Linked DNA regions of Homo sapiens: regions 2 and 3 are each linked to region 1. The links are chromatin loops, found by intact Hi-C in ENCODE. Cell type or tissue: IMR-90. All regions are shown on one strand.

Region 1 (2,500 bases):
CACTGTCCCCGGCAGATTTTTCTTCTTATAAAAATATTCACCCCCTTTTCTTCCCGTTTCAGTGATCCTGAGGGGTGGGGTCTGAGAACAGGGTTTCTCAGGTTCTTTTTAACTGATATCTCCTCCTAAGGTGGGAATCCAGAGACAGTCCCACACCCATGACTCCTGAAGGACTTATCTGGGACAGGGTTTGTGGGGTCTATGGGTCTGGCTGGGTTGATGGGAAAGGAAATGGGGTGTGGGGGGAGGGTTGGGGAGGGAAGAGTAAGGGAGTCAAGGAGGAGAAGGGGAGGGAGGTTAAGGGAGAAATATGGAATCATAAAAAAACAAAAGAAGAGCTCAGTGTTTGGACATGCAGCATGCCTGGTTGGTTTGCTTGCCATTCCCTCTTATAGTTTGGGCTGAAGAGTCTGGGTGATATTTAGAGTCTTCAAGAGTTTTCTGAGCTCTGCTTAGATGAGATTCTTTTTAGAAAAGCTTAACGCAATGACTTTTGGAAAACATTTTGGCTGTGACATCTTGATCCATGGTGTGCAATTAACTTCACAGACTGGACTGTATTTCTCCTTCCCTGAGATTTCCTACAACGTTCCTAATGGTCATGTGCCTTGCAGGTGGAGACATGTTAGAGTGAGGTGAGAATACATTCGTGAAACTGGACATAAATACTGCCGATTGAGAAAGTGCGAGAGTTTTGTTCAAGACTGGAAGCCTGTCTCTGCCTGAGCCCTGCAGCCCGAGTCTTCTGTTTGTGGGGGATGGACCATAATATTTACATTGAAGTTCAAAGGATGAGCTGCGATCTTAATTCTGAGATCAACAAAGATTAAGGAAAGATTCAGATGAGGGCATAACAGTAACAGCTCTTTAATTACCTGTCAGTTTCAGTATCTTTAAGATCAAAAGATAAACATGGCGCAGAAGGCATAATAGACCCAAAGTCACTCGATGCAGTGGGCTTTCTCCCCCCTCTTCCTGGGCATCTTAATCATCCAGGAACAAAGCAGTGCCATGAGGTCGCTTAGTCTAGTTTGCATTGCCATCTTTCTGGTGCTACTTTTCCAGCCAGCATTCAGGGTTGTTTAAACTGTTGGGTGTATTTTTCCCCTCTTCAAGTCACTATATGTGCTGCATAACTTAGGGGGAATTTTTAAAAGACTTTCATGAAACGAAAACATTCAGCTGAAAAAGTCAACTGTAAGTGGCTGGATTGCATGTCACTGAGGGTGACACAGGCAGCCAGAGAGAATCAATCTTCCCTCATCTTTTCCCCACTTGGCAGCTTGGGAGCTAACTCAAATCCCCTCTGCTTGTTCTTTCTTCCTGCCTTCATCCTAGAAAGCGAATTCTCTCTTTTTTTCCTGGATGACTCATTTACAAGATTGGATGGAAATAGGTTTTAGTTCAGCATACTGTTTGCTCTAACTGGCTTTAACAGTGAGGCCCGATGTCAAATGCTCTCAGCTAAGCCAGGGAATTCTTTTGCCTTGAGTCTCGTATCCAGACGTTATGGTTTGCAGCTGCTACAGTTTTCTTTAGGATGCTAAATGATGTGTTAGCCTGAGAGAATGTTTCCTTTCCTGCTGCCCTTTTTATTTTTCCTTTTGTTCCTCCCTCTTCATTTCCGCAGTTTTCTAATTCGGAGCTTGTTTTGTTCACCTCTCTTTGCAGACTTTGGTTTGAGCAACTGCGCAGGGATCCTGGGTTACTCGGATCCGTTCAGCACACAGTGTGGCAGCCCTGCCTACGCTGCACCTGAACTGCTCGCCAGGAAGAAATACGGCCCCAAAATCGATGTCTGGTCCATGTGAGTTATCAAGCTTCTGAAAGTCAGTGTTCCTCCTGCTGTCTCCACCGTGCCTTCCTTATGAAATCATGCCTGAGTATTGGATGGCATGTATAGGTGACAGGCCCAGGAGTATGTCATCAGGGATTCTTTGGGGCCTGGCTTTCCATCTCTGTTCCTTCTGTTTTTTTCTGCACAAACTGTCAGAGTGGCCTTTACCAAAATTCACTGCGGTGCTGAGAAGAGAAGAAAACCACGTCCTGCCCTCACAGAGCTCACATTCTGGCTCTGCGACTCATTTATGCCCCATCCTCCTGCCCTTAGCTTCCCATCGCCCTCTGTGTGAAGCTCCATCCTGCTGCCTGGCCTGTGCTCCTTGCGGGACTTGCTCGCCCATCTCTCCTACCCCCTGTCCTGCTCACAGTTCTTCAGACATATTGACCTCCCTTTTGTCGCTCCCACCTCTGGGCTTGTTTTTTTTTGAGGCAGAGTCTTTCTCTGTCGCCCAGGCTAGAGTGCAGTCGTGTGATCTCAGCTCACTGCAACCTCCCCTTCCCAGGTTCAAGTGATTACCCTGCCTCAGCCTCCCAAGTAGCTGAGATTACAGGCATGCACCACCATGCCCAGCTAATTTTTGTATTTTTAGTGGAGACGAAGTTTCACCATGTTGGCCAGGCTGGTCTCAAACTCCTGACCTCAGGTGAACCACCCGCC
Region 2 (2,500 bases), 310 kb after region 1:
TTAAGTTTCGACTGGTTATGGCTTCGCTAAGGGGGACATAGCGATTGAGGAGAGAGGACAGGGGAACTTGAGCAAGTGAAATGACTATAGCAAGACATCTGTCTTCTTCACAGAGAGTAACTCAAATGATGGCAAAAGGAATAACCAGTGCACTTTAATAATGAAGATTCTTGGTGAAATGTTGGCAGCCAGAGATGCTGTTAAATAAAATGTTCACGTGCCCATGTTTTAATCCAGTTCAGAATTCCATGAGCTGATTCAAGAATTTCTTCAAGACATGCACCTGGTGCCACCTACAACTGTTCATTACACAGCAGCAGCAAATGTGGGCGGCTCTTCTATTCTAAGCTTCTTTTGTGGTCTTGGTTCTCTAATGGGCAGAATATTGTCTATGTCCATCAGATTACAAATGCCTTAGATGAGCCTCTATCAGCTATCAATCGAGGTTTCCATTTCAAATCAATACCTAATTAAAATAACAAAACATTTCTGATTGCTTTTTTAGATTACTTTTAAAAGGAAACCTACGGAGCATCCTAATCCAACCCCTTCTTTCTACAGATGAGGAAACCTAGCCTGGGAGATGGACGCCAGGGATGTGAAATTGCTCCAGTTGTTGGAGGCTCCGTAGGACACACACCCCAAGGCTCCAGGACTCCCAGTGTGCTGGAACCTCACAGAACTACCACTTTGCCTCTGCATAATCACTTAATGCACGAGTATTTTTTTAATCTGTTTCAGCAAATGGAAGTCTGGCATAAAATGTAGTTGCCTGAGTTCACTTTAAAGCTTTGGACAATGTTGTCGTCTAAATAATGTGCTTTGGATGTCTTGACCCATAACAAGATAGCACTGTTCCTTAATCTTTCCAAAGGAATCTATAGCATTAATACAGATAGAGGGTTCCTGCCAAGTCTCGTGTGAGTCAGACACATTAGCAAGGTGATCAGAAATGTCCTTATTCCGGAAGACTGCCACCTCTCAGCCGGCAACTCCAAACTGAGCTGGCAAACACAGCATTAAGGACTCAGAAAGCATTGGGGGAGGGGATTTAGTAACAAATCTGAGTCATGAAAACAGAAAACGACTGAAAGAGAAAACATAATTAACTTCCAGTGTAGAATGCTAGTGCCTTGGGGAAAATCCTGTGCAAGTGTAGATGTAAGCAATTTTAGGGACGAATACCGAAAAAGCTGTTAGCAGTCTGATGGGGGCTGCATCGGGGACGGGGGGCCTTGACTATTATTTTATTTTAATTAAGAATGTTGGTTACAGGAGTGAAGGGATAAAGTCAGGTTGCAATGAGGCAACCTTCCTGTTGGACAGGGCCTCCTGCAGCTACTGAGTTTCCCACTGTGGTTGTGAACAGGCTGGACACGATGAATGTTTACATGGTGAAATGCGGCCCCTTGTGGCCTGATTGGGGAAACAAAACAAAAAGTCCGACTCACAGCCTGAGAGTGATACTAACCTACTTTACAGCATGTCAAACAGTGACACTGAAAAAATGACTACGGTACTCAGCAAAATTAGTAATCACACCAAAACGCACCAACATATAAAAGAACCATTTTATTCAAGAAAGCCGGGAAGAACTGTCCCCTAAGTCAGCTCGTGTCACACTTGAACGTGCCTGGGGACCACCTAGCATCTTGTTGCAGCAGCACAGGTTTGGTTCAGCGGGCCTGGATGAGGCGTGAGGGTCTGCATTTTATTTATTTATTTATTTATTTATTTATTTATTTATTTATTTACTTACTTACTTACTTACTTAGAGATAGGCCTGTTGCCCAGGACGGAGTGCAGTGGTAAGATAACAGCTCACTGCAGCCTCGACCTCCCAGGCTCAAGCAGTCCTCTCACTTCAGCCTCCAGGGTGGCTGGGACTGCAAGTGCACGCTACCACTGCTAACTTTTTAATTTTTTCGTAGAGTCTTGCTGGTCTTGCTATGTCGCCCAGGCCAGTCTCGAACTCCTAGACTCAAGCGATCCTCCTGCCTCGGCCTCCCAAAGTGCCAGGATTTCAGGTGGGAGCCACCGTGCCCAGCCAGGGTCTGCATTTCTGATAAGCCTCAGGCAATGCCCACCCTGAGAGTGGCCAGGGGCTCGAGGGAAGGGTTGGCCAGGTCTCCTCTGTCAGGGCCTCCTCGCTCCAAGACCGCAGGCCTCTGGAGGGCATTCTCTGCCTCGCCTTGGCCTCCCAGGGGTTACAATTCTTTCCCACACCCAAGCACTGAGAAGGCTGGGGAGCCACTTTTCTTTCGCATCTTCAAGCTCAAGGGCCTCCTTACCTCAGCTCAAGGTCATCATTTCCCCCTAAGAAAGAGTATCCTGTGAGGAGACAGCCCACTCCCTGACACCTTCCTAGCCTACTCTGGACCTTCCTACTTCAGGAAGCAACCATTCCAGGACGGCATCTGACTGTGTCTTATGGATTCCGCATTCATGAAAGCCACAGGTTTCTTTCTTGATCACTGAAAGCAGCAGGTGGTTTTCAATG
Region 3 (2,500 bases), 55 kb before region 1:
TCTCTGGAGGGAAGGTGCTGGATGGCTATTTTACTCCCACCTAATTTATTACTCTGAGATGCTTTTTCCAAGATCAAGAATGAGCTTTTTATCATAAAGGCCATTAAAGCAGCTGAGAAAGTACCTGAGAATGTGCGGGGTAACAGATAGTTTCTTTCCAGTGTTCAGACTTAGAATTATGTCCTCCAGATTTCAAAGGGACATATTACTCAACAGTGCATTTATTTTTAAAAAGTCTAATATAAATCAGTGTTTTTTCTATGATCAACTATAAATATTTTAAAAATAATATATTTTTAAGTATTTTTGACCAAGCATTAAGAATTTTAAAATTCTTTAAATCAGTTAAGTCACAGGTATATTCCAGAATAGTTGAGATTTTTAACAGATCAAAAGAAGTCTTGGGCTCATATTTGATAGTTGCCATCTAAATCATGGCCACTTATACATACTTTTTTATTGTCAACTTTGCCACTTGTTACTATACTAATCACATTGCATTATCCATTCTCTCTGTTTTAGATACCTTTTTTTTTTTTGAGACAGAGTCTCGCTCTGTTGCTCAGGCTGGAGTGCAACGGCACAGTCTCGGCTCGCTGCAACCTCTGTCTCCCGGGTTCAAGCGATTCTCCTGCATCAGGCTTCCAAGTAGCTGGTATTACAGGCACCCACCTCCGTGCCCAGCTAATTTTTGTATTTTTAGTAGAGACGGGATTTCACCATGTTGGTCAGGCTGGTCTCGAACTCCTGACCTCAGGTGATCCACTCTGCCTTGGCCTCCCAAAGTGCTGGGATTACAGGCATGAGCCACCGCGCCTGGCCGGTAAATATTCTTTTAAAGTTTGATTTTTGGTGATGCATAGCATTCCATTATTTGGAGTTGCTGTAATTTTTAAATCCAGTTCCCAATTGTTGGACATTGAGGTTGTTACAAAATTTTCCCTGGATACATGATACTGCTGTTGCTATCCTTGTATGTTCATCTCTGAGTCATTCCTTAACATAAATACTTGGAAGGCTTTTGACATATTGCCACATTGCACTTCAGAAAGGTTGTACCAAGTGACACAACAGATATGAAAGTGACTTTTTAACTGAGCATTTTGATAATTAGGCTAATCATAATTTGTGTACTTGATTGAAAATGTGTTTCTTCTTTTATGAACTGTTACTAGTAATTTTCCCCTATCTTTCTCCTGTTTATCTTATTGGTTTATAGAAACTCTTTTCAGATTACAGATATTAGCTTTTTAATCTTTTGTTTAAAAAAAAAAAAACTTTAGACAAATTAAATTTGACGGTTTAATTAGCAAAGAATGATTTGAGAACCGAGCACCCCCCAGCCCTGGCCCCCAACCAGACAAAATGGAAGTGAGGTACAGAAACAGGCTGGATGTGGTGGCTCATGCCTGTAATCCCAGCACTTTGGGAGGCCGAGGTGGGTGGATCACTTGAGGTCAGGAGTTTGAGACCAGCCTGGCCAATGTGGCAAAACCCTGTCTCTACTAAAAATACAAAAATTAGCTGGGCGTGGTGGCCCACCCCTGCAATCCCAGCTACTTGGGTGGCTGAGGCACAAGAATAGCTTGAACCCAGGAGGCGGAGGTTGCAGTGAGTGGAGATTGCGCCACTGCACTCCAGCCTGGGCGACAGAGTGAGACTGTGTCTCAAACAAACAAACAAAAAGAAAAGAAACAGCTGGATTGCTTATAGCTTGGCATTTGCCTTATTTGAACATACGAACACACCCGTGATTGGCCCAGACTCTGACTGGTACAAGAGCAGGTTACATTTAATAATACTGTTAAATGTATTATTGCACATCTGTTTACACATCCTGTTAGGATCCTGTTTACACATACAAGTGAGGTTACAGTTCACTATGTGCAGAGAAACCATTAGGCTGAACTTAAAATATGTAAGAAAGCATCTTTAGCTAAACTTTATTTAACACTTTGTTATGTTGCGAATATTGTCTCCCAGGTGATCATTTGCCTTTTGATTCATCTTATGGTGCTTTTATTTTAGGAAGGGGGCAAAGGCACATGGAAATTTTGTGTTTTGTCTAACCAATCCAGTAGTCTTTTATCTTTAGTTTTCTCTTATTGCTTTTATGCATAAGTAAACTAGAGGGCTTGTTGTTGGTTTTGTCTTATAAATGATCAGTGGGTCCAGTGTTTCATAGTTGTCTGCAGAAAAATCTTTGCATTGGGTAGGGATATTTGACTATATATTCTAATCCGTTACATAATGATTTAACCTGTTGGTGTTATGTACTAAAGCACAGGCTGTGGGGGCTGACAGCTTGGGACTCCTATCTGCTTTCTGCTACTTGGTATCTGTGTGATCTTGGGCACAGTGTTCAAAAACTCTAAACTTCAGCTTCTGTATCTGCAAAATGGTGACAAAGATACCTCATGGTATTCAATGAGAATTTGGTTAAAAAAAAAAAAAAATATATATATATATATATAGAGAGAGAGAGAGAGAGAGAGAGAGA

What was found. Peaks named below come from ENCODE experiments on the same cell type or tissue, not always from the same donor. Only the 100,000 strongest peaks of a DNase experiment are listed, where the experiment ranks them.
Region 2: a loop joins it to region 1, with 4 times the contacts of the local background. A loop is called at or near these places in 2 of 110 quality-filtered maps.
Region 3: it touches region 1 in a loop (3.0-fold over the local background); 2 of 110 quality-filtered maps call a loop at or near these places.

Annotation. Positions count from the first base shown.
Region 1 is chr21:31,944,365-31,946,864 of GRCh38, forward strand. HUNK (hormonally up-regulated Neu-associated kinase) reads left to right here. Exons shown (of 11, transcript NM_014586.2): 4 at 1,672-1,807. Among named protein-coding and RNA genes, the nearest start is that of HUNK, 73 kb to the left of the region's middle. In IMR-90, no CTCF peak of the experiment used is centred here; a DNase peak (open chromatin) is centred at 1,457; H3K27ac peaks cover 1,752 bases.
Region 2 is chr21:32,257,125-32,259,624 of GRCh38, forward strand. It overlaps a transcript of MIS18A not described here. Among named protein-coding and RNA genes, the nearest start is that of MIS18A, 21 kb to the right of the region's middle. In IMR-90, a CTCF peak has its summit at 1,414 (motif pointing left); a DNase peak (open chromatin) is centred at 1,387.
Region 3 is chr21:31,889,708-31,892,207 of GRCh38, forward strand. All of the region lies in intron 1 of HUNK (hormonally up-regulated Neu-associated kinase), which reads left to right. Among named protein-coding and RNA genes, the nearest start is that of HUNK, 18 kb to the left of the region's middle. In IMR-90, no CTCF peak of the experiment used is centred here; a DNase peak (open chromatin) is centred at 984; H3K27ac peaks cover 596 bases.